Linked DNA regions of Mus musculus: regions 2, 3, 4, 5 and 6 are each linked to region 1. Evidence: chromatin loops called from intact Hi-C (ENCODE). Cell type or tissue: left cerebral cortex. All regions are shown on one strand. Links, peaks and the distances in the headings refer to the core of each region. The heading gives the core; the rest is flanking DNA.

Region 1 (5,240 bases), core at 786-4,785:
TTCAGTTTTTCTAGCTTTCCCAATTCTAAGAAATCATAATTCATAACGAGGAGGGGAGGTTGCAGAATTTTGGCTGACAAGGTTGTGCAGATGTTATTCCTTAAGGGGGACAACTGTGACTGTCCATGTGAGTAATGGCTGTGAGGCGGCTAGCAGCCAAAAGTTCTCTTATACCAGAATGTAGAAACCATTTTCCTACTGAGAGAGGGCCCCCAGTAGGATAATATATTATTACACATGATTCAAATTACAGGATCTGCAGCAGGGGAGCTCATGACTGATTCAGGACAGTCGCCCCCTGAATACAGATGACGGGATGACGGAATGCCTCATGAATTAAAAGGGCCATGGGCTTCTTGTCTAAACCCTTCGTGTGGCTATGCCTATCATTGTGCTCGCTAAGCTTCTTTTAAAAAACCGTGCACAGTTATGACACCTTTGTTGGTGTATTTTAAAATTCCATGTCTTTGAATAATTATATCCAAAGCATTCCTTTAATAGAAAATAGACAATGGACTTTGGCTATCAGTTCTAGACAACCACATGCTTTTCATGGCAACAACGCATGGAATATATGAATTAAGAGAAATCACACTAAAGTCTGTCCCAGTTTCAGTCTTTGGGCATCTGTAAAGCAAATAGAAATCTTCTCAGACCACATGTTTCAGACTTTTTAAGCCATCTATCGAACAAAGTGTGTTATCCTGACCAACAAAACACAAATGTGCGAGACAACATTGTACTTCCAAATGTCTTTCCGTAGATAAATGAATTCCTTCGTGACTATGATTTCATTTGCTCAACTCTGGTTATATAATGATCCCATAAATTCACTGGAGGTATTGAACTATAAATGGAGAGCAGGCATTTTCAGAGAAACATTAAAGCAGCTGTTACATATTATGCCTCCTGAGAAACAAATGTCCCTGTCATATTCTGAAATAATATGTAAGCTGTTCCCTGCACTTCTTTTCAAGCTGGTTCTTGTATTCAGTATTTCTAGTAAATGGATGCAAATCAGGTGCATTGTGCTGCGATGGGAAGGGAGAGATTTGTTCAGAAATGACCTCAGTTCTATTCATTAATAAGATGACATGTTGGCTGAGAGCAGTGAAGGACAGAATAAAACAAGAGAGAACTTTCCTCCATTTGACAGATGTACATAGAGCTTTTTCTTGGAGAAAGCACTGTATGTAAAATGGCCACTACAACATAAAATCTAAAAACGTGAAAGGGACCTCCAAGATGCAGATTGCTTGGAAAAAAAATCACAACGTCCATGGCAGCATACCCCCCCCCCATTCCCTATTACATTGTACAGCAACTTGGAGAAAACACGTATTTCATTGAGAGGGGGCATCTAATAAACAAAAGTTTGGGATTTTTTTTCTGAGAGTTTTTTTTTTTCTTTTTAAGAAGGAGAAGATAATATATGCAAGACCCAACCAAGCAAAATAGCATTGTACTTAGAACCACTTCTGTTACTGCAGACATCAGTTGGAGACTGGGTAAGAGCTACCAGGAAGAATGTAGCCACATTTTCACATAGCGATTTAAATTATGCCACCAGAATAATTAATGGAAGGACTAATCTGGGGGAGGGGAGGGTAATAGGAAAAGGGGGAAGGCTATGTTAAACAAAGTTCATTACTGCATGATGTAAATGAGTTTCTCACCAATGATGTCACTGATTGGCTGAGCTGCAGGACTGGCTTCGAGCATGGCCGGATTGGCTGCTAGCTCTTCTGGTGCCTGCCTGCTTGGGCAGCGGTTGAATCAGATACTTTCTGTCTCTCTTGTTGTCGTTTGAAGCAAATCTTGTTCAGCCCAGCTGTGTCTCCATAGTAGTGGCACCCTAAGAGAGGCTCGCCCTCCTGCTTCCCACAGCTCTTCTGTGAGGCCGTCGTTGCTGTGTGAATACCAGCCCTTGGCACGAAGCCCAGACAGCGTTCTCAGATCCGTCTATAACACACACATACAAAAAAGAAAAATAAAAGCAGGTCTTTCATCTGAATTGCATCCTAAGGAGGATTAAGGCTTCTATTGCTACTGATTTGTGTTCTTTCAATTTGATGGTTAAAATCGTTTTTGAAACACAGTATCTTCTCATCTGCAGCAGAATACTATTGGTTAAAATTGGATAAAAAAAAAAGATGAGGGAATCCCCCTTTTCCCATGTTTACCTTGATTACAGAAACATACTTCTTCATTTTCTTCCTAATCACCATAACTGATGCTTTTGGTCCCCTACTAGAATTTTAAACTCTCAGCAGATTTCTAATTACAGCCGAGTCATTATTTTCAGGTTAAGACATGGGATCTTAATTAGCATTCTTTTTTTTTTAGCTATGCGAAATGAGACAGGGCATGAAGCAGAGATGATCTATGGAGAGGGAGAGAGGGAGAGGGGGAGAGAGAGAGAGAGGAAGGACAGAGAGAGAGAGAGAGAGAGAGAGAGAGAGAGAGAGAGAGAGAGAGAGAGAGAGAATCTGTATAGCTTTTACAGTTGAGCTGATACCCCCTCTAAGCTCTCCCTCCACCACCACCTCCACCACCCCCCTTGCAAAATAATGCAGTCATATGAACTTTACCAGACAATGGAGTACCTACAGGCTCTCCCCTAGACAAGTCCTTTATAACAAGCCAGTGCTATGTGCTGCAGACAGTAGCCAATCGGCAGGCTCCTTTCTGCAGCAGGGACACAATAGGTGCATTGGCCACACTGTCCTCCTAGACCCTGACAGCAGTTCAGGTTCATTTATTGTACACTGGAAGGCACATATGTCTTTAATATTCACTGTGAAATTATCAGTGTGGCTGTCTTCATTCCACTGTGATTACACCAATCTAATTACTGCGCAAAAGCTGCAGGGGCACCGCTTGCACTGAGTGACGCATAGGCATGTATGCAGAAAGAATATGCACGAACATGCTTGCTTACTTCAGGAATAAAAATCCACCGATTATTTCCTTCCCAAAGCTTAATGCTTCCTCCACAACACTTGGGTGAATATAGACATCATTTTCTGCTTCAAAGGAAAAGTATGTGGTGTGTGTGTGTGTGTGTGTGTGTGTGTGTGTGTGTGTGTGTGTGTTGTGTGTGCATGATTTAAACATTAGTCTAGTTATTTATTGGTGTGAGCTGTGGAGGTAGAATCTAGTCAGCAAATAAAAGGTAATTAAGGACCTAAAGACTTCCTCTGTATCACTAAGCATCAGAGTAAGAAGCTAAATAATGTACATGTCTCTCCACGGTTAGGCTTAGATGTTCATTTATTTGCAGTTCAATTGTCGTGGGCATCTGCCTAAGCTCCATTTGCGCATTTCCATATCACGGAACTAGGGTATATCTTGCAGCACTAATTTGACTGCTTAAAAAATTAAATATTCTGTGAGTATACAAAATCAGTATACTATAGCCTGGTCTCTGGGCAAACTGCTATTATTTCTGTGCACGTTATATTTACATATTCATAAACAGAATGGCAGTATGACCAGTGAGTGATTCTACGACAGAGGAAGAAAAGACAGGATCCAGCTTACAGAAGTGTTCACTGGTTGAGGATACTGGCAGAAAGATATTTTCCTACATTTCGTGCTTATTTTACTTTGTTTTCCCAGTAAGAATGATAACTGAAATACTATTTTTTCAGGTAGTATTTCACCAATGTTTACCTGAATTGATTGGAGTGTTTGCTTTTCTGCTGATAGTTCTGTATTTGAGTATGGAATTCATCATTAGAGTGGGTGTTCAAAAAACACAGTACTTCATTTATACCCACATGAATAATGTACTATTTATTATACATAGTGGAGAACAGACCATGCCGCGTTCCATTAATATTTATTTTATGATCCTCTTTTGTAATATTTGGAAACTTTCTATGAAATATGGAATTAAGTAGCTTTTGGAATATTGGATTTTAATATAGCATTTACTAAGTGCTAGAATTATCTTAAAAGAAAAGCATGGGTCTTCCTATTTATACTTCCCAAAATGCAGTTAGCATAAGAAGGAAGGAGAAACTCAAAGACTAATAAGACTGAGAGATCAAAAGGCTCAAGCATAAACAACACTGATAATACAAGAAAATATAACATTTTATCTCTGAACTGGTATGTGCATGCTTTGAAGTAATAAGGCCTGAAAGCAAAGGTATAAATTTGTTATTTGCTAGGTAGGTTGAAGACAAAAGAAAAAAAAATTAGGTACCTTCTTGCATTTGTCTTGATGATTTTCCTATTAAAATAGAGTTTCCCTAAATATTTGAAAAAATTCTGTGAATTAATATATAAAAATTAAGTTCAATTATATAATCTTAACCCTATTTATCTTGGTCCTGCTCTTATACACACATAAGCATATACCTGCCTGTATGCATTCACATACATGTACACATTGACATATACACATACATATAACACATATATGTACAGCTATGGCTGGTTTTATTTTTCAAGACCATATAGTTCATCTGCCTACTCATTTCAATTGTTTGATCTGATAATGCATTAAGGAAAGTAAAGGAAGTCATAATTGCTAATAATTTTATGTACAAATATAGATAATCAAAAAATTTCAATTGCGGTAATGCAAAGAATATATTTGGGGATTTAGGGAGTGTGTGTGTGTGTGTTTGTGTGTGTGTGTGTGTGTGTGTGTGTAAAGAAATTAACTATATATATTTTTAAACAAGACTAGGTGATTTTCCAAACTTGACCAGCTTAAATTAATGAGTATTTATAGCTTTGTGAATATCATAAAAAGGGAATTATGCATATCATGAGGTGTAAAGTTAGGCAAGTTTAGAGCAATCTTGTTTGTGTTACAAAATATATGTGAATTCAGAATTACTCTTCCCAATTTTCTTCATATGTTAATCATACTTTAAAATGATATTTTATTATATCATCTAAATGTAAAATAACTTTACATTGAAAACTTATTAGGAGTTATTTTCAACTAGAGAAGCTAGACCTAGTTTATAGATTTAAAAGACTCATTTCAGATAGGTGACTTCCAGCAATTAGTAACTGATTTGGTATCTTTCTGCCCTCTTGCTGCCTTCCTTATTAAAAATACAGCTCTGACCTGCCACTGTCAGAAGACTCTTAATTGGTTGAGTTTTACTACAGATAAGAAAGTGATGGCCCCCTCCCTCCAGATCAAAGACATTCATTTATAAGATAACTGCATAGGGAATGCCAGTGCCATCTGGGCTCGAAAGATGGAGGCCAGC
Region 2 (5,240 bases), core at 839-4,838, 100 kb after region 1:
CATTGACCTTGGAGATAGGTCTTATGGGTAAAAGAGGTTTCAGTTTTATTATTAATATAAACAAAGGAAGGAAGTTCCTTTTCTGTAATCCTTTTTTGTTCTAATGTGCTACTGCACTCATGAAGAATTTTATCTGAGAAAACAAATAAAATCCTCTTCCATGGAAATAAGGAAGACTACCCAAACCACAGAAAATTAAACTTTATTTTTGCTAGACTCCATAGTATTGAGATAAAATAAAAAAACATAAGTTATAATTATTTCAAAATTAGTAAATCACAAAAGTATAGGGGATGTAAAGTTACTTATATGCAACATGAAGATAACATTTATTTCATTTGCCAGATATTTTATTTTAGAATAAATATCTGGAATCGTCAGATAACAACTCTATGACAAACACTTAAGGAGCTCGTCACGGCCTTGTCTGCTGGTTAAATGTAGGCTCAGACTCACACACGCGTTTAGCTGTGAAGTTTAGAAAACCCAGGGCATCCCAGTGCCTTAGCTTTAATGATGCTTCCTTTCCTCTTCCACTTAAATTACAGATTTGTTATGCATGATTTCAAAACATATAGAAACTGCTGAACCTTTGAAAGTACAATATGCGATATGGCTGAAATCATAGGTAAGCTCCAGGAATCTTAGCATAGCAATATACTTATCCTCGTAATATATTTGTTTTAATTTTATGGTTGTTAGATTTTTTTTTTTTTTGAGTAATACATCGGCAGGGGAGCAAGTGTTGCTTCCAGTGACTTCTGCCCTCGTTGCTTTTGTAGCTACCACAAAACACACCTGTGACAGTAAGAATTTAGAACATTATGAGGGCCCTATCCTGAATACAGGGTTTCTGCAGAGATGCCCAAGAGGTAACAGCTATGTGAAGTTCTACTCATACCAAGATCAACTTCGGAAACAGTCCTTCTTTTCCCTCCAGCCAACATCTAGAAGCTATTGTTTTATGTAAATCTCTATACTCATAGAGACTCACCATTTATATTTGTCCTGCCTATGTATGGGGCCTTACTCAGTCACTTCAAGGACCTTTGAGAATTCTCTTCACAAACAGAAGGGAAAATTTTATGGGAATTAAATGGCACTAGGAAAAGTAGAGCAAATTAGAAATCGTTCCGGAATAACTTTCATATGTTACTTTACAGTGTGTTATACACGCAAACATAACTGGTGGCTTTTTCCTTACCCAGTCGGACCGGGTGAGCATAGTCCTGTGTCTTCGATGATGATTGAACAACACACGAAAGTCATCTTGGCCCTCACTCTGCATATGCAATCTGAACTCAATTTTGAAGAAACCACAGATTTTTCCTTCAGGGGAGGGACTGTTTGTGGCTTGGTGGTTTCTTTTGTAAGAAAATTATGCTCCGGCAGAACATTTTCACGGGCTGAATATGAAAAATTACGACACTGTCCCCGATTGGAACCTAAATATTTCAAATGCGTGTTACAAAAATGAGACATTAACTATTTCTTTTTTTTTTTTTTTTCACAGTTAAAGAGCGTACCTAGCAATACGTAAAATTGGCTGCCCACCAACTGGTATGGCTTGATTTATGAATCAGTAGATTATGGAATCTTTTGCCAAATCTTTTCTTTTTATAGGGAAAGTAATCTCACTTGCCTTTGCCAGTTGTAAATTGACTGCCTAACAGATCTCACCCCACCCTCCCCTGCCCTGCTTTTGACACTGGAGATGAACCTTGCAAATAGCTTTCCCTTGACAAATGGTATATTGCTAAGTGTTGTGAAGAGGTCGCTCTAGAGGTCAATCTAGGGGGGAAGAGGTTTTCTCCCTGCTTGGTGAGGCAGTGCACAGCATCTTGGACTACAGGAGGAACCCACCCTTGAGTTCTGCTGCATGACAGGGTTTCTTAGGGGCAACATCACTGGTATTTTAGAAACTTCTTCCTAACACTTCAGCCCCTTAGCCACCTTCCCAGAGAATTATACAAAGTAACACTTCCTGGAAACAGTTCCGAGACACCATAGAAAGTAGCCACCTAGCAATTTCTCCTGGCAATGTGTCAGGGCGAACTTCTCCCCCACTGAATAGACTATGGTCCTAACAGGCCACGGCTGTGGTACTCCAACAGCAGGAAGGAGTATCGGATTATTCTATCCTCAGCTGCTCTGCCTTAGTCTTAGAGATAATGGCTATTCACTCCATCTATGATTCGGGATCGTTTAGAACTCTTTTCTCCATTGGTGGGTAATGTGTATAGACTATACTTAACAGCGTATACTTAACTCTCTCTTTTAAATTATGTTAATGGCCCCTTTCTATTGATTGGTTCTTGAATAATGTATGCTTTCAAACCACCATAACTCCAGCAAGTATAAATCTTATCATTTAAAACATTACTTATAAACTATAATAATGTCCAAATTATAAAACATTCCTTTCAAAACTTGCGGTCTCTTCTCATGGAAGTTGAGATTAGAGTTGTGGTAACCGGGATGGGAAAAAATAGGGAAGAAGGAGGGATGGGCAAAGGTTAACCAATAGGCCGTCCTTTAGAGTCACAGAGAAACAGGAAGCACTAGTGATGCGTGCACACAGCTACACCGAGCTGTGCACTCCAGAAAGCTGGACAGAGCAAAAGGAAGTTTTAAAAAGCATTTTGATTTTTTTGACTTTTAATTTATTCTTCTTTCATATATTACATCACCACTGCAGTTTACCCTCCCTCAATCTCCTCCCCCCACATCCCCTATACCCTGAATCCAACTGCCTCCCTCTTCACCTCTCCTCAGGCCTTCTAAAGGACATCAAGCAACCAAATATAACATAACAAACTACAATAAGACCAGGCACATATTCTTACATACAAGCTGGATGAGACTACCCAGCAGGAGAGAAAAGGGGTCCAAAAGGCAATCAAAAGAGTCAGAGACAGGCACTGCTCTAACTATTAGGTGTCCCACAAGAACACTGAGCTATACAACCATATTGTATATGCAGAGAAGCTAGGTCGGACCCCTGCATGCTTCCTGATCTCTGTGAGCCTCTGAGTCCTAACCACTTCTTGTAGTGTCCTTGATCCCTCTGGCTCCTCCAGTCCTTCCTCCCCATCTTCCACAAAGGGTTATTACCATAGAGAGTTGAGACAATTCACATTTATGCTGATGGAAAAGTTAAAACATACCATGGATACATGTGTCATAAGTATTATATGGAATGACATGTGTGTCTATAAATATATAGCACATTTTCTTAAAATTTAGTGCCTGATAAAAACAAATTTAAACAAAAAAAAATGTTGTCCCACAGCTTTTAGGCAGACATTATTTTAAGTGTCTGCTTAGTTAATAATGCAAATGTGCCACTCAATATATATTATGTATATATTATATATAATAAAATGTATAATATATTACTAAACTAATAAATGTGTCTCCTTTTGAAAGCAATTTAACTTAGTGAAAAAAATGCTATAATGTTTACACAGACATAGATTATTAAAAATACTAAGTTAACGGCATCAACTTCTTCAGTTGGGAAATTAGACCCAGGCTTCTGCATAAGCCAGCTGGTTCTCTGCCACTGGGATACATCCCTAACCTGTCAAATAACTGTGTATCTTTAAGAAGTAAGTTTCTCTACATTAGAAGTTGCTAGAGTGGAAAGTCATTCCACATCATTTCAACTATAGAGGTCAACAGAATTCTGATTATATTGTTATTAAGGACCATGCTCACATATTTAAAATTAATTCTTTCATACCATCTCCATACAAATGTCTGCTCTTTCTCTTACCTGATACAGAATTCATTCAAAATTTTAGAGCTTACTTTCATAACGTCTGAGATTTATGATTACTTACTTGAAGGCAGTAGATATATAGGCTGTCCAACATAGACACACATGGAAATATATGCAGTTCTTATGGAGTTGGCAGGAGATGTAGAGAACGAGGCTCAGGAGAGCCCCAAGAAGATCTTCTCTGGAGATCCAGGGAGCAGGCACTGCTGGGCTACTCTGTAAATGAACTGCAGGAAACAGAGGACTTCTGGGAACATTCCTCCGTCCGTTCCTCCTTCCACTCAAACTCTGTTATCCTCAGAGGGTTAGCCCAATTTCTTCAGCTCAGATCATATGGCCAACCCTTTAGGAGAGAGCACAGATTCATGGATTCCTTGTCTCACCAAATAACATACAAAGGAAGAGTTAATTTATATAATGGGTGTCAAGATATTGTTAAAGCAGATCTGAAGTTCCCCCAATATCAGCAACTTTCCAATACACAAACCATTTGCCTCAAACTATCATTCTGTAAATACCATGAAGTGTCTAAGTAGAATATAGAATACACATAGACAGTATATTTTGGGTATGTATGTTTTAAAAAAGGAATGCACAACCTCCCCCAAAGACCAAAAAGACCCATTTTGACTAACATTCTTCTTAGTTTTTCATGAAAGACTACTATTTACACTGTTGCCATCTGTCTTAAGGTTTGTATTCTTGCACAAAACATCATGACCAGGAAGCAAGTTGAGGACAAAAGGGTTTATTCAGCTTACACTTCCACACTGCTGTTCATCACCAAAGGAAGTCAGGACAGGAACTCACGCAGGGCAGGGCAGGAATTTGGAGGCAGGAGCTGATGCAGGAGGAATTTGGAGGCCTTGGAGGAATGCTGCTTACTGGATTACTTCCCCTGGCTTGCTCAGCTCGCTTTCTTATAGAACCCAAGACTACCAGCCAAGGGATGACACCACCTATAATGAGCCCTCCCACACTTGATCACTAATTGAGAAAATGCCTTACAGCTGGATCTCACGGAGGCATTTCCTCAAGGGAGGCTCCTTTCTCTGTGATAACTCCAGCTTGTGTCAAGTTGACACATAAAACCAGCCAGTACACCATCATACCAAAACTATCAGACACAGCGATGTGCCACCTTCTACTAAATGACCCACCCCACCCCCTTTTCCAGCATAAGAGGAGAGGAGGTCCTGATGTCTGGTTCTATCCTTTAACCACTTTATACACTCAAAAACTTGATAACTCACTATCTGAGTGATTGGGGTTTTGTGGTTTTGTGCAAATAATCACAATCTTGGTTCTTTCAAACAACTGATTTTTTTTTTCATAATCAGTACCTTGTAGGTACTCAGGGTAAGTCCTCAAAATCAGTCAGATGTAGTACAATTAATGAAATAACCAGGGACAATGGATTTTAGCTTTGAGGTGTTATAAAGAGAGTTACGAAAGA
Region 3 (5,240 bases), core at 709-4,708, 260 kb before region 1:
ACTAAGATCAAACTCGTGCATTAAGTAGATTACTGTATCACAGGGGGCAAAAATCATGTGTGGTGGTGGAGATACAAAGATTGCTTTAAGACACTAGAGACACTTTCATCCACTGCCTGAACTTCAGAACTGCTTTGCACACTAAAGGTGTCTAATGTCTTAAGTTACTGGTTAAAATCGCTCATAAAATCTAAAATTGTTACCATCTAATAAGTAGGCTATCTTATTGCAACTTGTAAATGTAGCTCAAAAAAAAACCTTATCATATAAAATTATATAATAGCTCCCATGACAGAATTCAGGTGTGGGAACATCAGATTTAAAATCTGCTCCTTGACCTTCTTGCCTTCTTTTATGAAAACTCAGCCTTTATCTTATGGGGAAGCACTTAAATACAGTTATTTCATCATTCAGACATGTTTACAAACCAAACATTTCTATGAAAAGATTTGTTAAAGGCATCAAGGTACCACATAATCTTTTAAAATTATGTAATAAATATTAACAATAACAACAAAACAAACAAAAAATCCCCAAACACTAAGGTATTCTAATATACACAAAGACCTCACTTAAGTCAATATTAAACTTAATTCTATATACAAAACTTCTGTTAACAGGATGTTACTTACAGAGATGAACAGTTTTATGAATTCATCTGTTATTCGTCCCGACGGGTTTTGAAGGATCTCTCCATAGTGTATATTGCTCAGTTAAGACAGGACTCCTATTCTGGTATGCTGAAGAGGAAAAAAATGTCCTTAAATCTTCTTATTTCAGATTATTCTTATTCTATCACAATTTAGGCAGCAACAGGCAAAGATTCCACAATGACAATATGAGAAAGCAAGAAAAAAAAAACAAACCTGAAGGTTTATTTCATATTTACTGTATAAAGTCACTTTTGACATGCCTATACAACTGGTTGTGGCGGCTTTCAAACATGATTTCTAATATATGTATATATAAAAAATTGCTCCAGGTTCTTTGAGAGAAAGCTTGCCGCTGGGAAGTTGATTTTGGCAATTGGCCAAAATCATGTGCAAAGGGGCCTCATTAGGGATTCATGGCAGCCTTCAGTACTCTCAAAAAAATGTGACCCAACAGGCTAAATGAGCCACTAAAATTAAAAAGTAAGAGACAAAGACAACTTACTTAATATTCCTTCCAAAACATCATTAAACTTTTTCTTTTCTTTTTTCAGTACTCAGACCCACGTTTGCCGAATGCACCATCTCCTGCCCTCTAAGGTTCAAACAATTCCTCTTTAAAACTTGTCTATTTTCTTCGCCCGGAATGTTTTTCTTTCTGTGTCACTTTGCAAAGATTTCTCTGGGGATCAAACAATATCTATTGCGATCAGTTCAATCACAGAAAACGAAAACGTCGAAAGACCGACTACAGACTCCTGATTCAAGTTTTCAATAAGCGAACAAAAATAAGTAAGCAATCTTCGGTACATTTCAACTTCCACAGAAGGAAGCACACACACCCTGTAAACTTGCATCTCTTGTATGGGCCAATTTCACTGACAAACTTGGACACCCCCCCACCCCCACCCCCACCCACCAAAGCAGGTCTGATCCCGAAGTCTTACCTAGATGTCTTCTGGCTTTTCTGTAGATCAAAAAGTTTCCTGCCTAGGCACACAGATATTCTTTCTCACACACCATAGAGGCCCTTTTATGAATCCCACACTGTAACAGGCTGCTTTTCAACACCAGTTGAGAGCGCAGTGCGTCAGCTCTTGAGATAAAATTCATGGCTAACACACAATTAGTGGGAGAGGTTGTCTCCGGGAGAATTTATCTTAGAACGAAAGAAGCAGGAGCACAGCTATTTTTTCCTCTTTATCCCTCCCTTTCTTTCCCCTCTTTCTTTCTTTCTTTCTTTCTTTCTTTCTTTCTTTCTTTCTTTCTTTCTTTCTTTCTTTCTTTCTTTCTTTCTTTCTTTCTTTCTTTCTTTTTTTAAATAGCAAAGAGAGGAGGGTGCGGTCAGATGTTAGAATTTTGCCTGAGAAAAGGGCCCTACACAGCACTAGGACCCACTAAATACTAGCAGAGCAGCCCGGGAAGGGAGCCAACGGAAGGACTTTGTTTGACCCAGCTGCCAATCTCCCCCGAAGCCGTGCGCCAGACTAAACACTCACACTATTTTAACTCAAATCAGGCTACAGCAGCTGTTTGCTTTCCGGCTCTGAGTTCGGCACCCACATGGCCTGTGTGGTTCACCCGTGAGCTTTGCGAGCTGCCTTGCTGAAATCTGTTCCGGGGTGGGATTTATCAGTGGAAAGAAAAATTTAACCCTGCACCTCATGGTTAACAGAGATTGTTTGCTTCTCGGCTTTTGATCCGGTCACCAGAAAGTGGTTTTTCTTTTTATAATCTCTGAAAAATAAGAGTGTTAATTTTACACCCAGGGAGAGAGTTGGGATTTGAAAGTGAGGCTTCCGAACTGTTTTGCTTTGAAAGTTTTCTAACATGTTGAAATTAGCAGTGAAGTGTAGCAATAGCAGCGTGCTTTACTGAAACTTTAGGAGCGAGGCTGGTTTCTGCCTGTTCCTGTTCAACACCTTCCACCATCCAAGATGGAAAACTGGGGTTATACCAAGACTCAATAATGTCTCCTCGGTCGTCTCCTCCACTTTTAGAAAGTTCCTTCAGAAGCAACCATGAAGTAAAGCACTCTACATGCAAAGGCACATGCAACCCAAAGCACAAAGCAACCCAATTCACTTTCCTTAAATTTCCAATTACTTAACTACTTCAAGGCTTGAAATCTCATCAATGACCGTCGAAGACTAAAACGTGTCCATTGGTAGCATAGAGCAAAAATTCAATGAGAAGAAAGCCAGAGGAAGGCCAATATTACAATTATCAAAATTAGGAGGACTGGATTTGATAATTAAGATTAACTGCACAAAAAATAGATGGGCACCTCTGGCCATGTGGGGAACATTAGTCAGTAAATCCTTCTTTGTGTTGAGAGAGAGAAGCTATGAGATGAGCTACTATATATATATATATATATATATATATATATATATATATATATATATACTACAACTAAGTATTTTTACTCCTGGTAGACTGTGAAACCCTGAGGAAGAAAGCCAGCATCCTTTGTGTTGACTTTAGCTTTCATTGTTAAATCATGAAGAAATAACTAATATTTAAGGGAACGAATTTTAATCTGAATGTGGTGAGCACCAATGACATAGTTCTGAAACGCACTGTAAGTGTGCCTGGGATTGCTTTTCTGTGCGTTGTTTCATCTTTGCAGTTCTGAGTGCTTTTTCTACTAGCTGAATCTAGCCAGACATTCACTTTATTTGTTACATGGGTGCTATGTACACACATGTTCGTGTTCATTTGTATGTGCACCTGTGTGTTTATGTATTTGGAGATTAATAGTGGACTTTGAGTGTTTCCTAAGTCATGCTCCACCTTATTTTTAAAACAAGGTCTCACTGATTTACGAAGGTCACAGATTCTAGTCTATGAGATAGCTAGCAAATCTCGGGTACCATCTTGACTTTGCCTTCCCAGAGCTAGGATTAAACCATGCCTAGCTTTACATGTGGATGCTGGCATATGAGCTTATGTCTTCCTGATTATATGTGGCAAACACTCTATTGACTGAGTGATCTCAGCACAAAATTATGTACATTTTACTTAGTAAGCAATGTTATTTCTTCATATAAGATGTGGAAAAGATCCTGAGTGTCAATGAACTACCAGATCTTTGGAGTACACTCACACTGAAAGAGCCAGTTACTAGGAATATACGCCATGGTGACCATGCAGCCCAACTGAGTTCCTAATGTCCAAATCCATCGCTGTTTATGAAAAACTATAATTGATATCTTCCTCATTATTTCTTTGTTCATATGTTCTCTACTATTCCCAAAATTTCTGAGTTATATAATCTTGGCGTATGATGAATAATTTGATGGATTTAAATTTACAATGATTATTGAAATAAAGTTTAAAATATGTTTGATAATTTTAAAGATCGTATTATATGAAATTTATTAATTGGTTTCCAGAAAATTATTTACTGGCTAAGGAATAATATACAGTTCTCAAAGTAGAGTTTTATTCTTTTTGCCTAAGGTAGTAGATGGAAATGCATACAGATGCAGACATATTTATAAACACAGAGAATATTGACCAGGAAATACTTATGCTTAATAATCTGGATGACTTTGTAAAAGCTACATACTTTCAGCATGAACATTTTATTTTCTAGATCTAAAAATTTAAAACAACAATATGAACTAACCAGTACCCCCGGAGCTCGTGTCTCTAGCTGCATATGTATCAGAAGATGGCCTAGTCGGTCATCATTGGGAAGAGAGGCTCCTTGGTCTTGCAAAGTTTATATGAGTCAGTACGGGGAAAAGCCAGGGCCAAGAAGTGGGAGTGGGTGGGTAGGGGAGTGGGAGGGAGGGTCTGGGGGACTTTCGGGATAGCATTTGAAATGTAAATGAAGAAAATACCTAATTAAAAAATAAATAAAAAATAAAAAATAAAATAAATAAAAATGAAAAATTCTTGAAAGTAATATATCCTGTCATATATTTCATACTTTAAAAAAATTTTTAATTTTCTAATAGCTCATAGGAATGATAGATAATGCCTGTAAGAAAGTATGCAGAATTAAGTGTAATTATTTATATTCTTCAATAAAGTTATAAGCCCTAATTAAAGGTTTCAAAGGCAGAAAGACATCATCATAAGCATTTTACACAAGAAAAAATTAAAAGCAGAAGGCACGTGATAACTCACTGGATGCAGCAAGAAATACCTTAATGCAAAAACTGAGCAAACTCATAGGACGACATAAATAGGTAGACCAGTATATGTTCAGAAGATAGAATAAAAGTCCTCAATAAACCTTTGCAAGTCAAACTCACCAATTGATAACCTGTGTATACAAAATAACAAACACTAATTTCAGTGTTTAAAAAGCTAGTCAGCCTTTGAACATGAGTTGTTACAAACCACCCCATCAACACACTAAAGAAGAAAAATCGTATGGAATATTTATAAAGACAAAGCAATTGACAAACTCAATTTTCACTCATGATTAAAATTGAAAAAACAAGGAACAGAAGAATCTTCTGTCTAACTGATAATGAATATCTGTAAAAATCTATTGCTAAGGTCAAATCAAGGGTGGAGACATAGCTGGCATCCCATGTAAATATAGCTAGTGCAATAAGACAAGAAAAGTAG
Region 4 (5,240 bases), core at 883-4,882, 410 kb before region 1:
TAAAATCCTGGCAACATAGTAAGAAAACAAAAAAAGATCCTTTACTTTGAATAATTACATTATATAGTTCAATACTTTTGAAAATACACAGTCTCAATCCTGACTATTCATCAAATTCTCTCCCATCTTTTCGCCTTGTTGTGAAAGAGCAGAATCTGGACTTTAGGAATGATCCAAGGTTTAGTAGCACAGAATGCAGGGCAAAACAATCACACTTAGCACAGCATAAAACTCCTGGCCACAGAAGTGGAATCTGGTTCTTCAGAAGTGGTTGATCTTAAAAGGGAAAAGCAGGGGGGTTAGAAAAGGAGAGAGGGGGAGAGAGAGAGAGAGAGAGAGAGAGAGAGAGAGAGAGAGAGAGAGAGAGAGAGAGAGAGAGAGAGAAATGGAATGATTTAGAGTGTTTTCCTCTAGGCAGGTGAACCATCCATTTCCAGGAAGCTGCAAGGAAAGCTATGCTGAACAAAATATTTGCTAAGTGTTCCCCTCCCCCACCCTAGTACCACACCCCTTTCTAACCACCACCCCCCTTCACCCCTGCCCAGATCTTTACTTTGCCTTGTAAGACTTAAGCATTCTGTTCCGTGATGTAATGCATCATTATATAAGATCTCTTTCTGTTTATCATTTGATTTCCCATACTGAATCACTTATGGCCCCAAATAAATAGTTTTATAGAAGAAAAAAAAAAGATAAAACCAAAACCAAAAGAAACAACCAAAAAGCAGCATTCACAAAAAGCAAAGAGGAAAAAAAATAAAATTAAATAAAACAAAACAGTACTTAGATAAAAGTCCATGCTTTTTCCTTAAAACTGAATATGGCTTTACAATTTTTGACCATAGCATTCAACCAATTATTAGAATGAAAAATCTCACCCCTCCATAAATATGACATTAACATAATTATACCACCCCCATCACGGAGACCCATCCTCCTTAGGGAATACATCTGATGCTCCAAAGATGGAAATCAGTCAGATTTTAGTTGCTCTCCAACGTACCTTTGCTTCTCACTGACTGACTGGCTTTTACCCTCCACGCACTCACACGCCACCCCCTCCCCTCGGCTAGACACGGATGCCCGAGCGAGCACGCGCGCGCGCACAGGCACACAGACACACGGAGAGAGTCGGGCTAGCATCTGATGCTGACTCAGAGCGCTTCTGTGTGCAAGGGGTGGCGGCGGCTGGTATTTTCACTGCGCTCATCATTAACATTAACGCACAGTCTGGCATCCACCCTCTCCCAGACCTGCTGGACTGCGGCATTTGCATGACGCTGTCACTCTAGCTTCTGCAGGTCAGATGATGGAAGGAAATGGGGAGAAAGAGAGAGAGAGGGAGAGAGCGAATTAAAAAAGAAAAGAAAAAAAAGCCTTGAGACTCTCCTAAGAAATGCCTTCGTTTTGTCCTTATTTTTCCACCTTTTCTACTTCCTCTGTGGCTGTCTCTCAGCTGTTTGACATCTTCCCGGAAGAAAATGCCTTGTGCTTCAATGAGCCAGTCGCCAGTTAGTCCTCCCCTCCCTTCCCTCCAATCCCCACCCTTTTCCCTGCTAATCAATAAGACAGATCTGCAAGAGCAGTGTGGAGACAGACTCAGGCAGAGTCTCGCCCGGGTCCCCACCTAAGGAAGCAGCCAGGCCGGCTCACACACACGTGACACAGAAAAAAAAAAATACCATCAGTTTCTTAACAGCCTTAGACTTTATTCTGCGGTTTCATTTTCTTTCCCCCTTTGACTGAAGAAAGGGCAAAAGAAAGTCTATCCGTTTTTATGTGAAGACCCCACCCAGCAGCAGACACCCGTACATCCATACGCCCATAAGGCTGGGTGTGTAGAGATCAATTCTTTCTAGTCAAATAAATAAATACATAAATAAATAAATAAAATCTAAAAGCTAGGATTTTAATCGAAGTGATAGCTTCATGTTTTTATTAGCTATGCTCTCATTTCATAGGAATTAAAAGACAAGACTTGCCAAGATCTGACTCATCAACGGGATTTAAACTGTGTTGAAATGCTAACTTGGTGGAATGAGATCGACTAGCTGGATATTAGTATATTTTAATTTTAAAGACTTTTAAAAATAATAATACCTGACTGTTCGTGGGTATGTACATCGTAAAAGTGTTCTGGTTCAGCATATTGTGATTGAATATGTAGATTTAAATAAAAGGTGGATCCCTGTACATCTGTACACTATTACTAAAGAGCCAAAACCTTTGGCCATGATTGTGCTGGTGTTTCACAACATAGAAGACACCAGTTTCTTTGTTCTCCAGTCTCTCCCTGGGATGACAGTATGGTAAACTGCCACCTTCCCTTTCTACACTAGCAGTGTTTCTGAATTACTTGCCGGGCAGACTTAGCTATTGGTGACTCTACAGAATACAAAAAAGCATACAAAAGGGAAGGAACTATCACCATCCTCCAGCCAATGCTGGCTGGTGCTGCAAATATGTCAGTTTACTCTCATAGGCAGTCCCAGCATGCAATGCGGCACGCACGACCAAGGAAGGTAGCAGTTTGGCAACAGATCTGTGGCAACAATTGCGGAGAACAACCAACCGCTCGCTGAGGTTCCAAAGAAAACATCACAGGATCCATAAAGAGATGCAAGTAGAAATCAGCTCTTACAGGCTTCTGATTTGAAAGAAAAAAAAAAAAAAGGAAAAGGAAACAGGGGTGGGGCGGGGTGAGGTGGGCTGGGGTGGGGGTGGGGGCCAGCAAATCTCAAGCACAAAGACCAGCGGAAAAAGGAAAAAAAAAAAAAAAAAAAAGGAAAAGAATGTCCACAGGAAGGAAACAGGATGTTGAGTTCGTACTTTCAGAAAAAAAGAAAAAAAAGGCATGAAGGAAAAGGATGAGAGAGGTAGGCAGAAAAAGAGATGGATGGAATAGAGACCCAGAGAAAGAAAGATGGGAAGGAGCAGAGCCGCCATGCTGGTTGTTAATTGCCACAGAGAATATGAAGCATGATTTCTGAGTCTGGAGACTGCAAAGGACTCGAGTCCAGAATCGGATGAAAAGTTGAAATAAAGACAGACACCCACAGGTTAGCTTAGCACAAGTGTCTGCCAGTGGCAGCAAGAAGCCTGCAGAACTTGTCCTGTTTTTGCGTCTAGCTTATTGCCTTGATCAGACTTTATTTTGATTTTTTAACTCTCTTACATATGTGAATTCTTTAGGCTGCCTTTGTCCCCCCATATAGTTACCTACAATGCTCTTGATAAATGAGTGTCATGACTTTGCTATGGCTATCAGATCTAACAGGTTGACGATTTTAATAATTGAGTGTGTGCTTACAGCTACTGGCCACTGATATCCCGCTCTGTAGACCTTGTGCATGAACATCTCACTTGCAGCTCTTGGGACAAGATACAAGATACAAGGCACCTTCAACTTTTCTCCTTAATCGATGGTATTTCTTTCTTTACATTCATACAAGCATACATGGCTTAACTCCACAGAAAGCACAAAATATATTAACTGAGGGATTTAGAAAATCAAAGCAATAAACATTGAAAGGAAAATAATTATTACTGAATGACTGTGGGTTACAATATTTATATTGAGACATGAGTTAGCCTGTTCCAAGTGGCCAGGCTCTGTCAAGACTTCTCTTAGGGCCAATAGGAAAGCAGATTTGGTTACATCAACATTGATTTGAAAGGAAATGTTGAAATCAAACAATGTGGTCACCACTGTCATAGATGCTAGCTTGAGGTCCTTGCTACCTTTCAGCTTCTAATCAACAAACACTGAAGCAAGCTTTTCCCTACGTCAGAATTTATGCGGTGACCACAGGCAAAGTATTTACAAAGAAAAGTTTTGACTTCACTTTTACATTTCATTTGAAAGATGCAGCACATGTACAATCACGCAACAATTATTTTCAAATACTATTGGACATTTATTTTCTAAGCTTTTAAAAACTCACTGCTCTGATTCGGATGGTAAATTATTTATCAAATTAAAGGAAGTAATGCTTTGAAATAATATCCTTTCTTCCAGGGCAAGAATGTCTTTTATTTATTCTAAAGGGTATGTAAAATTGGTGTAATTGTGAGTATCATTAATTTAATGTATGATGTTTGTAATAAGGAGGACAGATGATATAAACTGATGCATAGTTTATATTTTGACTTAAAATTCATGAAAGTATAGACACTGTATATTATTCACCTGTTGAATATTTTTGTGCCATATTTAACTTGCATTCTGCAATCAGCTACAACCAGAAATCTGTAATATAAAGTAAATGTTTAAAAATATCAAAGTTCATTGCCTCTGTTCCCCTATCTGTATCTCTGGTGGGCAGTATGAATTGATGGGAATCTACTCTTCTGGACAATGTGAATTTAAACTATTTTCTAACTTTGTGAAGAATATATTATATAATTCTGACTTAACCCACCCCTCAAAAGGTTTATAGAGTAATTCATCACTGGACCCCAGTGTTTTCCTTCTCCTTTAGGAGACAGAAACTGTATTGATTTACTTAGGGATCTAATATTAAAAGTATTTCCTTTTGATGGAAGTGCCTTTATTTCTAAATTTTGGCTAAAGCAGTTTTATTTACTAATAGCTTTTTAAAATGTAAGATGACTTATGGAGAAAGCTTTTCGAAAAACTAAGCTTCTCCCCACCCCCAAATATAACAATGATTTAACAAAATCAAAAGACTCAACAGTCTCTTCATTCTGTGGGCTCCGAGTAGCTCGGCCATGCTTATTTGTCTAACCTTTCCAGAATGGAGAGCCATGTTCTCTCTAGTGCCAACCAAGACATATCAGAGTTCTGCTTTCCAGAAGGCATGGAGTAGTCGTGAGAGAAGCAAAAATACAGAGAGGTTTTTTTTTTCCTCTCTCTCTCCATTTTTCCACATTAGAAAGGAATAGCAGAAACTGAAATAAAAGAAATAGATCTCTTATTTTTTTTTTTAGTGCACATAACGAATAAGCAAACGATAGAGATGAGACTCAGATATCAGTGAATTGGTGTTGGTCTGGTTAGGAACTTTCTATGAACTAAAACACCTAGTGTTCTTGTTTGTCTAAGTAAGATACATCCGAGTAAGGAATAGATCCCAAATCAGATTTTAAAGAAAGACAAAATATACTAAACTAAAAGTGTATATTAAAATCATAATAATGAAGAAGAATGTTTGATCTTAACCAAAAGAAAATATATGACTCACTTTTCTTTAATAATTTTGCTGTTTGGTTTTTTTTGG
Region 5 (5,240 bases), core at 791-4,790, 83 kb after region 1:
AAGATGGCGACCGCTGCTGCTGTGGCTTAGGCCGCCTCCCCAGCCGGACGGGCACCTGTCCTCCGGTCCGGACGGTGGCTGGCTGTCCCCGGCCCACAAAGGGTGCTGCCTCAGCGCCTCTGTGCTTCCGCCTGTTCCAGAAGCTGTCAGGTTCTCTGGCGCACCCTCTCACCTGTTCAGACTAATTTCCTAAGTTCGGCGGGTCCCGGACCAAGATGGCGACCGCTGCTGCTCAGAACCCTATCTTAAAGGCATTCATTTTTCCCCCCTAGTACAAAATATGGAATCACAGACAAGATGATTGTATAGCTTGCAAGAAATCATCAGTGAAGAGATATAGAGAAGGAGGTTGTTATAATGCTGAGATTTAACTCACAGAATGATCTGTTCATGACACAGTTAAGGCGATCTTTGTGGCAATGAGCCAGCTGGAAAGGAATAAACCTTGAAATATAATAATCCCAAGAGAGGAGACCCAAGACAGAAAGCTGGAGGCAGTTTGGCATTGGCTAATACCATGCTCAATCATCTGCTACATTAAGTTTTGGCCAGGGGAGCTAGCTGGAAAAAAATATAAAGCAGAAACTTGCTCATTACAGAGGTGTAAGTTGAAAAAAAAAAAAGAGGAAAGTCCTCAATAATTACTACCCTCTCTCCTAAGACTCCCTCCCTGAGCAGACACATCTCAAAGCAAATAGATATCTTCCATAAAAGCCTTTGACCACAAGGCTAGCAAAGAGTCAATGTAACCAGAAAAGAGCTTTCAAAAAGACCCTAGAATTCTTCACTTGGCTTCCGTAGATTTATTGATGTTTCCCACATAGGAATAATTATTATTCACCCTCCATATTTCCCTTCCAAGAATTCTTCTAGATCATACAGATATAATCCTATTCCACTTTTCAAACCAAGAATAATGTTTAACATTCTTAGAAACTAAAAAGAGAAACTCTCTTTTGACCCTACCAAGAATCCTCCCTTCATTAATCTAAGTAACTGCTTGAATTCATTTTTGTCTTTCACTTCTAAACTCTCCACAGCAATCTCTAAAGGTAAATTAACCAACATGAAACACTAAGAAACCTCATCAAAGGCCAAAGGAATGATGTACTGCTCTTACATCTATGAATACAGCAAGAAACCAATATAGTCTTAAACCAGGTATATCACCAGAGTTTTGATTTGGATATTTATTTTCATATTTTACATTTAGGAAAACTGGATTAGTTTTTGAAAAAAAAACATATTTATTTGAAATAACAACCAAAATCAGTGTAAATAAAGTTTTCAGATAGCTGGCTCTGTTTCAATAAATTCCTACCAATATATCTATTCTTCTTTTGTATTCTATTCTGTTATTAGTCTTATAATTAATTTGGCCCTATAGCCCTCTGCTTCTCCAGGCTCACCTGAAGAACAAAGCTGAGTTCTTAGTCTTGCCCAGCATGGGAGACCAGTGCTTAATGACAGGTCAATTCTGCCAATAATGGCCATCTGCTCATCTGGCTCTCAGCCTTCTAATTTACTCATCACTGACCTGATTTATATAAACCGAGACTGAAACGATCCTCATGTTTTGTCCCCTGATCTAACATACTTCACCATCAGCAAACAGTAACAGCCCCTCTGTGTCTGCACTTCTCTAAACACTAAGAGTTGGATGACTGAGCTTCCTTCCAATCTACCCTCCTCCAGAAAAAGTATCTGCATCGACATACAACTCATTCCAAGGCATGACATTTTGGTAGGTAGACAAAATTTAAAAGATGTACCCCAAAGCTATTTCTCCATTGGTTATTGGAGCACTAGACACTAGTACTGTATAGAATGAAGACTCTCTTAAGTCCATACCAATGCTCTTGATTTCTAACTCGAAATATGTATGAGTTTTACAGAGAGGGGAAGAGGAGTGAGAAAGGGAGGGAGGAATTGCACAGATGGATCTCTACCAGACTCCTGCTAGGTGTTGTCCAGCTGGATACTAATGCTATGGACTTGGAAATAACATCAGAATCAGTCCTACCACCTACAGATCATTTCTGAAGCCAGTTTGGGGGTCCAAGTTGCTCTGTGTGTGCTTGTTTGACCTATTATAAATTGGACTTCCCATGATAGCCTTCAATTAATTTTCTAGAGTTGCTCACAGAACTTGGGGAAATATCTTCCTTAATTAGTTTCTTTTAAATGATGTTACCAAGAATATAGATGAGCAACCTCATGGAAAATTCATGAAAGCCAAGGTAAATGGGAAGGAGCATGGGAAGTTCATGCCCTCTTTGGCTAAGTTGACCTCCAAGAACCTTGATGTGCTCAGAATTCCTTCCAAGTTAGTTCTTTGTGGTTTTATGGAAATTTCATCACATAGACATGACTGTTTATGAACTCAAACTTCAGTTCCACTTCCCTCAGAAAAGCTGGATGTTGGGATAGGACTGAAAGTTCCAAACTTGCATCTGTCCCTTGGTCATTCTATGTCTATCTGCTGCAAAGACAATAAACATGGGCCTTTATGTTGTACAATAGAAAATATCTGCAGAAACAAACTAATCATACAATATTCCTCTCTTTCTCTCTCTCTCTCTCTCTCTCTCTGTGTGTGTGTGTGTGTGTGTGTGTGTGTGTCTGTGTGTGTGTGTGTGTGTGTGTCTGTGTGTGTCTGTGTGCGCACGTGCAGAAGAAAAATTTTCTTGGAAAAAATGCACCTGTGTTTAAGATTAACAACATATCATTATATTGCTAGGATTTTTTTTTAACACACAAGAGTTTATAAACCCTCCTACCACTACATTATGAGAAATTTTGTTGTTTTTGCTATTGTTGCTGCTGCTATTGTTGTTGCTGCTGCTGCTACTGTTGATGATGTTATCTCATCTTCTATTCATCTCTGTTTATCAAGAATGTGCTGAATGTTTATTAGGTCCAAGAGTCCTCAACAGATGCTGACATATCCATCTCTGTGTAGATGAACTTAGCATTGCTCACCACAAGGGTAGCTTTTCCTCTCTGTGGGACAGGTTTCACACACATATCCAGATGGCTTTCCCACTCACATTCTGGAAGTCCTTGGCACAATGTGTTATTTTAAAAAAATATATCTACAAATAGCACCGAAGGAAAAAAGAAAAAAATAATGGGGGTGGGGTTTCAAGGGGGGAGGGAGATGGGAAGGTGGGGCAAGTTGAGACTGATAGGTAGAACCCAGATGATTGAACAAGGTGTATGCAGTTTAACAGGATAGAGTCCTATCATCTGGTTTTGTCCTACAGTCCTCTACTCTCAACTTGTCGAAGTTCAGAGAATGAGTGACTTGTGAGTACTCAGCCATTTATACCATCCCCCAGGCTCAGGAAAATTACAAAGGATGAGTCAGAAGGATTGTAAACGTCAGAGGTCAGAGAGGACAAGATCAATACAAAATAGTAACTTTTAGACACGACAAAAACACTGATGTCATGACCTCACGATAGCTCTGGTTGTCTGCAGTAGATCAAGCTGGTCAACATTCTAGCACAGGGAGGAAAGGGTAGCAGGAGACTCAACCGTAACCAAAGATCTGCAGTTGATGGCAATTGGAAAGGAAGGGTCATTTTTCTGCAGGTGCACAGCCTCCCATATGTTGTCTGTGCTGCAGCAGATACCATACCCCCACCATCAATGCATAGATAGATGGGCCAGCCAGCTCCAGCAATCACCCTCTCTCTGCTTTCTTTTATGAGTGCTGGTACTCATCATTATGCCCGTGCCAAATATGCTCTTATGAACTGCAGCACCTCTCCAGCTCTTGACTCTTCTTCATGCTCTTTGATGCTCAAGGAATATGGAGATAAAAAAAAGTTATGAAAATTAGAGAAAACTTGCCTTTTTGTTGTTCCAAATATGAGTGGTTTGCTTAGTGATGTTTTTAATGTGTTCTAATTGTTGATTTATTATTGTAAGTTATTCCTAGCAGGAAAAAAAAAAAACAAAACTGCAAGTAGCTTTAAAGGAACTACGAAGCTGTACATAACTCCTTACATACAGCAAGGCCACAGATTGATATTTATAACACTTCAAAATTTAAGGAGGTTTTTCTGGGATGTCTGGCTGAAAAGTACCCAAACATTCTGTGACAAGAAGCTAGTGTGCTTTCTGGTAAAGAATTTTTTTTGGTCATTCCAGAATTGCACAATTTGCTTAAACCTGTCTACCATTTAGGTTACAATTTGCCAACCTCACAAAGGAAAGGTTTGTGAAGGGGAAAAAAAAAGTCCAGCCTCTCCTCCTTTAGCCTTCTGTATCTTGTCCAAAAGAGACTGGCCAGAGCCAAATGTTGAAGGGTTGGGCTCCATTGCTCTACTTTAAATAGGAGTCACAAATAAAACTGTCAACCAGTAAGAATAAATGCAGTGAGCATCCTGCCCACTGTGGTAGACTTAGTCTAGCCAGCATTGCCAGAGCAAATACATCCATAGAGCTCAGTCAATGACTGGCAAATTTTGACTCAAACCCAACCACAGCGAGTGGAAAAGCAATCAGTCCTCAAATCCCCTCAGCGAGGCTTCGGATGTTTTAAGCGCTGCCTGCTATTGCAACCTAAATAACATTTCTGACATGTTTGCTTCCCTGACATCTGAAAGTAGATCTAATCACATAGTTTCACGTTAAGAATAATAATAAAAAAAAAGAAGGAAACAACCAATTTTCCTTTAAAGCTGGACTCTCAACAGATACACAAAGACAGCTTGAAAGCAAACATGTTTAGGCTCGAGGGAGAACACAGTTTACTTCAAAACCGTGAAAAGGAAAAGAAACGAGATCCCTTTAAAGGAGAGCACATTGCTATCCAGTAAATTTCAGCTTTGGTGGTCTGAGAAACCCAAGGGTGTTTAGAGTACAACAATTGCTTCAACCATGGAAACGTGTGGTTGTGTGTCTCCTCGGGGGCGTGGTTTTGACCTGGAGTGTGAGGATTGGATTATCTCGGATAACAAATGCCTACTTCAGACTAAGGAAACCAGAAGTTCTAGGAGTAAGCCCCAGGAGACTCTCAAGTCCGGCCCTGTAAGCCAAAGCCTTCCAACAAAGAGAAGGTTAAAACGCTGTGAGGAATGTTCTCCAAATTGCCTGAAAATTGCTTCTCTCCTAGGACACCTAAAGTTCACCTGAACTTATTGTATAACAGTCTACACAAGAAATATCTGGAAATGTATGATTTAATACTATCTCAAAACTCCTTGTCATTAGGGACCCAATGGAACATT
Region 6 (5,240 bases), core at 809-4,808, 93 kb before region 1:
AAGGGAGGAGCTGGCTGTAAGATGTTAAAAAGCATGTACATAAAACATGAATATATGCTTGTAGAGAATACGCATGCATGCACTCTTCATATAAATAAGAAATATGGCTGTAACATATTAGCTGTTAACATATAACCGTTTCCTCTTAGCTGGAGGAAAAAAAACTGAGCTCAAGGGAAGATTAGCACTTTCTTTTTAAAAAGATATGCACCTTCTTAAATACATAGAATTAAAATACTAGAGTTGATTTTAATTTTTAAAAGTTCTCTACAGTCCACTAGTAAGTAAGTATGACCAGCTATGATAACAGATCAACATTTAAGTTTAAACATTTAAATGCTATGCAGCACTTTCTATCTTTTGTTCCTTGCAATTCACCCACTTCCAGAGGGAACCACATTCTTTTGGAGGCCCTCTCTCTACCATGCTGACTTTCTGAGCTGTGCTTGAAAAAAATAGTAATAATGAAGTTGCCTTTTGTACTTCTAGTTTTTTAATTGGTTTGGAGGAAATAATAAGGAATGCATTTTTTTCCTCAATCATAATCTTCAGAAGGTCCATCTTTTTCATAAATCCTTAGCTACACCTTTGCTTTATTTATCAGGAGACGTACAAGGCTTTCAAAACAATACACACATTTTCTTGCTATTCACATCAACTTAACAAAAGGCCTTATGAAATATATTCCGGGTGCTTTGTGGGGAAAGAACACAATTTTTCAAAACATGTAAATGAAAAAAAAAAATCATTGGTTTTCTCTCTTAAAAGGAAAATCCCTTTCTGGCAGCAGGAACAAGCAGGAACTGTGTGGCCACAAGGACAAAGAGTGAACGTAACAGGTGGCAAGGACATAATGAACTTCGTTCTCTCAGGAAAGAATGCGGCTGCCATATTTTGCTTTGATAAGGCAGCTCAGGTCACATGACAGGACGAACTTGTCTTTCCTGTGCATAATCTCCGTTCAAAATGCAAACCTAGGGCTCAGGGCTGCCAGCGGTTAACAGGTTTCCATAAAGTTTGCAAAGGCAGCTAAGAAATGCTACAAAATTACCTCGGAAATGGAATCACATTCCGACACCCTTAAAGTCCCCTTCCCTTTCACTACAAATCTGCAGCTTCTCACTGGCTGCCTTTTGTTTGGTTTTTTGTTTGGTTTATTAATTTACTTTAACAAACAGAAGATTCCAGATAAAAGGAGTCTGTCCCCCATGTAAGTTCTGTGCTTTAAACAAGTAGACAAAACTGAATTGTCTCTCTGCTTTGGAAAATGTTTAAACGATGCTGAAGTAGACCTAAAACTTCATCAAATCAACAAATGGACCATAAAGATCCTCCATATTTTTTGATAACATCAATTGCAAATATTATGGTAGCAAAAACTGATTTTTCTAATGAGGTGAACATCAGAAAGTATATTTTAGCACTTACTATAAATGTGATTATGAACATGAGAGGTTGGAATAAGAAAAATAGGTCGCCTCGGCTCACATTCCTGGACATGCTGGCAAGCTAAGATTTTCTTTGAACAACAACAAAACATAGTTAAAACAGGACTTAGTTACGTTTAAACAAGGAATTATTCTCAACTTATACTGTAAGGTTTTTCGTTGAGCTTGGTTGGTTTTATTTTAGAAAACATGACCTTACTAACTTCTAAGGTATTTGCACTGAAACAAACAAACAAACAAACAAACAAAAACTGCTCTGCATTACTGCAACATGATTCTTCAAAAAGAAATGTGTGCAAAGTCGATAGCACACAACGTGAGCAAACAGGATCAGCAGGAACAAAAGAAGTTTGCACGCTGTTGCTCAAGGACTTTTAAAGAATCCTTCCCAGGGATAAGACACATAAACCACTGGGAAGGGACTTGGGAAATCAAAGCACACTTAGTTTTCAATGCATGAAGATGTACTTTCTTAACTATTTTATATTAAAAATAAGAGGGAGCAACAGCAATTCTCACTGGCTGGCTGGCTGGCTGCTAAACACGGGCCCTGACCCTTCTCCTGGCCAGGAATGCAAAGCTCTTTCCATAGGACTTATTCCTGAGATAAGGCACCAAATCATGAAGCCAGCGCCCAGTGACACAGAAGTTGGACTAAATGCAATGTTTACACATATCCTGACTCCCCCTTCTTCCTCATCCCAGCCACATTTGATTTGCCTAAATCAATATTGACTCTGGTTGCAGAAAAGCAGGACTTAAACAAAAGAAAATCTGGAAGAGAAAGAACAGACTGGACGCTACGAGTTTTTTTTTTTTCTCTCAGATTGCAAGTATCACGTGAAATGAAGCAGAGACAAAGCCACAGAGCTTCGGAATTTCTAAGTATTCTTGATGGCTTGTTTCTCCCCCCACCCCCCAAAAAGCAGAGCAGATTTCTTAACTTGTATTACAACCCAGAAAGAATATTTGAGCAACATCTTAAATCTGCACTCACCATGTGAAAGCAACAGTTGCGTGGAGTAAAAGTGTGTTATTTCTCCTGCCCCTGTTCCATTTCAGTTCTGACTATAGTTGTCCAACAACCAAAAGGCCGGAGCTGCCACCCAGAGGCCCCGTCCACGATCTGGTTCATTTGCCTGTCAGCCCGAGAGCTGGCTTCTGCCGGCTGCAGCTGTGCACTTTGCTGAAGTTCTAATATAAATCTCCATATGGTTCCCACCGCCTCACATAGGTGATCTGGCCTCTCGGTTCAATGAACGCGCAGCTGAACTCTTTTCCAGGTGAGTCTGTGAGAGCTAGCTTTGAAGTCGTCCACTCTCAAGTTCAGGAGTTCTTGGTGAGGAGTGGGTGGAGAGAAGCAGCCTTGCTCCGGGGAACTCAGGCTGCAGTCAGAATGCGAAAACTTCCTCTGTTTTCCTGCCTTGCGTGGCTGAGCGCTAGTGCCTCTTTTCACAGAACTTCGGAATGTACAGGCAGGACGCAAAAGGGGCCCTGCCAGACAAGCCTTTCTCAATCAATTAGCTTGCAGCCATTACTTGTGACCCGAGGTCACACAGCATAAGTGTGTGGGGTGTGCCTTCAGGGGTCCCAAGGCTACTTATTACAGCTTAGATAACCTAAGCCGAGCAGACACTGCATTCTAGAAATATTTTTTAATAGTAAATGTGCTAAAGATGTAAAGTAAACCGAAGGTAACCCCCTAGTGTTCTTTCTGAGTAGGTATTGCTTGACTCAGTGAATTTAAAACAATACTTTTTCACATTAAATCAAACAGCGTTCAGGACAGAATAGTAACATGTTTTCTTTATATTATGTGCCTGCAGATGTGGAAATGACAAAAGAGCTCATGTAGACACTCACATGATTACCAGCATACATATCCCTTGTATCACATGGCTAAGCATAGGCAGTAGTATGGTTTTCCTTGAGACTTTTAAAGAATTTTAATGTAAAATTAATTTTAATTAATTAATTTTGATGCAACTATCGACAAAGTTCTCCGTAGCTAAGGAACTGACCTCACTTTGAGGATACAGCCTAGCCTGCTAACCCCGGGTGAGATTCCATGCAAAATTAACTTCACGAATTCTCTTATTTTCAGAACTATATTAGTTACAATTTCCTCCAGTTCCGAAAAAGCGCTTCTTCATTTTAGTACATTTTTAACTGGGAATTCATAAGAAAAGCTATGACGTGCTAAGAAAAAAAAATGTAATATTGCAAAACTCTATCTGCGTTTTATGCATTACATCTTCGTAGTCTTCAAAAACACTTTACAAGGATAGGTATCATTATCAAATTTGTGACAAGGAAGTATCAAGTAATTGTACTTCAAAGCAAACCCTTTCTTTGAATGATCCAACCAAATTAAAATGCTCATGTTTCTACAGTGATTAGATTAGACACCCTCCCTCTCCCAGTAGCTGTCACTCAGAGATAGAGATAGATGCCCAACACTCCATCCTTCACCCTATTTACTAAGTAACTGCACAGGCATGCGAGGCCTGCCTGGGAAATTCCTTTAGATGCTGATCTTTCATCTGCCTCGACCATCTTCGAATTAGCAAAACTGAATTAGCTTTAATCAGCTGTTATCTGATATAAAACAAAACATAGACAAATTAAAATGAACAAATTATAAGATTAGCAGCTAAATAATGCTTTCTAATAGGTAGAGCAGACTTTTTGAAAGTACAGAAACAGAGAATATAAGTGGTAAAGTTAGCTCTGGGTGAGACTGAGTGCAGAAACTGGGGTTTCCACTTTCTCAAATGTGAAATATGCGTCATTGATTGGTCTGTATATCGCCTCTGAATAAGTTTTAGAAAACAAAAAATAAATAAATAAATAAAACATGTTTGAGATCTTTCTGTGACTCCCTCATGCCTGTTTTGTATACTGAAAGTGAGCATCACTAAAAAATAGACATTGAAAAATAGACATGGGAAAATGACCAACCTAGTTAGCGACTAACCTAGTTAGTGCTTGAAGGTTCCCAAGGCCACCGAGGTTGCTACACTTCATCACTACCCCAATACCCCGTGTTGTACATTCAGAGTTTTCTCAATCGCTTTATTCAAGATGAACAGCTAATTTAAGAGTCAACAAGGGCACCCAGCCTTATATTTTAGATGTCTACAGTCATCTACTTTCAAGATTTAGCCCCTATTGTAATGGAACATCAGTGTACATGAAATAAGGATTTCTTTCTAGCAAGTTCAGAAAGGTCACTAATAACCATGCACAGCATAAAACATACAACAGAAGTTGAACAGGCCTTGATGATTTCCCTGGCTATAAAGTAGTTTTTATGGCCAGTTTGTAGGTTTTTATGTGGCCATAGACCTTTCTGAATTACACACAGGTTATGAAAATAGTCCCCTCTGCTGAAGTCTGCTATTACTCGGCAATGATTACTACCCAGACACTATTAGAGAGAGTTTGTCATTTTGATTCACGTCAAGTCCCATCTTTACTTTGTAGAGGAAACGTTCGCTCCTCTAGATGTTTTCTGATGACTTGATCCAATGTAGCAGATCATGGGCTGCTCAATTCATTTAATTTGAAAATTATCTCCCCTGCCTAAATCATTTCACAGTGTATTTTGAGGTGCTAACTTAGAATACAGGATACAATTCACAAAGCTCAAGAAACTCAAGAAGGAGAAAGATCAAAGTGTGGATACTTCGGTCCTTCTTAGAAGGGGAAACAAAATACCCATGGAAGGAGTTACAGAGACAAAGTGTGGAGCAGAGACTGAAGGAAAGGCCATCCAGAGACTGTCCCACC

Evidence for each region. A loop is a pair of places that touch in the nucleus more often than their neighbours do. Peaks named below come from ENCODE experiments on the same cell type or tissue, not always from the same donor. Only the 100,000 strongest peaks of a DNase experiment are listed, where the experiment ranks them.
Region 2: it touches region 1 in a loop (5-fold over the local background); 3 of 42 quality-filtered maps call a loop at or near these places.
Region 3: a loop joins it to region 1, with 8 times the contacts of the local background. A loop is called at or near these places in 6 of 42 quality-filtered maps.
Region 4: a loop joins it to region 1, with 6 times the contacts of the local background. A loop is called at or near these places in 6 of 42 quality-filtered maps.
Region 5: it touches region 1 in a loop (3.0-fold over the local background); 3 of 42 quality-filtered maps call a loop at or near these places.
Region 6: a loop joins it to region 1, with 4 times the contacts of the local background. A loop is called at or near these places in 2 of 42 quality-filtered maps.

The regions. Positions count from the first base shown.
Region 1 is chr16:77,233,687-77,238,926 of GRCm38, reverse strand. No RefSeq gene overlaps it. Among named protein-coding and RNA genes, the nearest start is that of Gm31258, 66 kb to the left of the region's middle. In left cerebral cortex, for the core only: no CTCF peak of the experiment used is centred there; DNase peaks (open chromatin) are centred at 1,804, 2,305, 2,770, 3,239 and 2 more places; H3K4me3 peaks cover 2,077 bases; H3K27ac peaks cover 2,135 bases.
Region 2 is chr16:77,130,585-77,135,824 of GRCm38, reverse strand. No RefSeq gene overlaps it. Among named protein-coding and RNA genes, the nearest start is that of Usp25, 120 kb to the right of the region's middle. In left cerebral cortex, for the core only: no CTCF peak of the experiment used is centred there; no DNase peak of the experiment used is centred there.
Region 3 is chr16:77,497,003-77,502,242 of GRCm38, reverse strand. Mir99ahg (Mir99a and Mirlet7c-1 host gene (non-protein coding)) reads right to left here. Exons shown (of 5, transcript NR_015543.3): 4 at 633-740. Among named protein-coding and RNA genes, the nearest start is that of 9430053O09Rik, 79 kb to the right of the region's middle. In left cerebral cortex, for the core only: no CTCF peak of the experiment used is centred there; DNase peaks (open chromatin) are centred at 1,192, 1,620, 2,123 and 2,462; H3K4me3 peaks cover 1,932 bases; H3K27ac peaks cover 2,157 bases.
Region 4 is chr16:77,640,431-77,645,670 of GRCm38, reverse strand. No RefSeq gene overlaps it. Among named protein-coding and RNA genes, the nearest start is that of Mir125b-2, 3.2 kb to the left of the region's middle. In left cerebral cortex, for the core only: no CTCF peak of the experiment used is centred there; DNase peaks (open chromatin) are centred at 1,103, 1,544, 2,475 and 3,045; H3K4me3 peaks cover 2,375 bases; H3K27ac peaks cover 2,363 bases.
Region 5 is chr16:77,150,254-77,155,493 of GRCm38, reverse strand. No RefSeq gene overlaps it. Among named protein-coding and RNA genes, the nearest start is that of Usp25, 140 kb to the right of the region's middle. In left cerebral cortex, for the core only: a CTCF peak has its summit at 2,977; DNase peaks (open chromatin) are centred at 3,027, 3,336, 4,154, 4,335 and 1 more place; H3K27ac peaks cover 1,133 bases.
Region 6 is chr16:77,326,884-77,332,123 of GRCm38, reverse strand. It overlaps Mir99ahg (Mir99a and Mirlet7c-1 host gene (non-protein coding)), which reads right to left and starts at 2,796. Exons shown (of 5, transcript NR_015543.3): 1 at 2,446-2,796. In left cerebral cortex, for the core only: CTCF peaks have their summits at 2,570 and 3,135; DNase peaks (open chromatin) are centred at 939, 2,604 and 2,806; H3K4me3 peaks cover 3,347 bases; H3K27ac peaks cover 2,720 bases.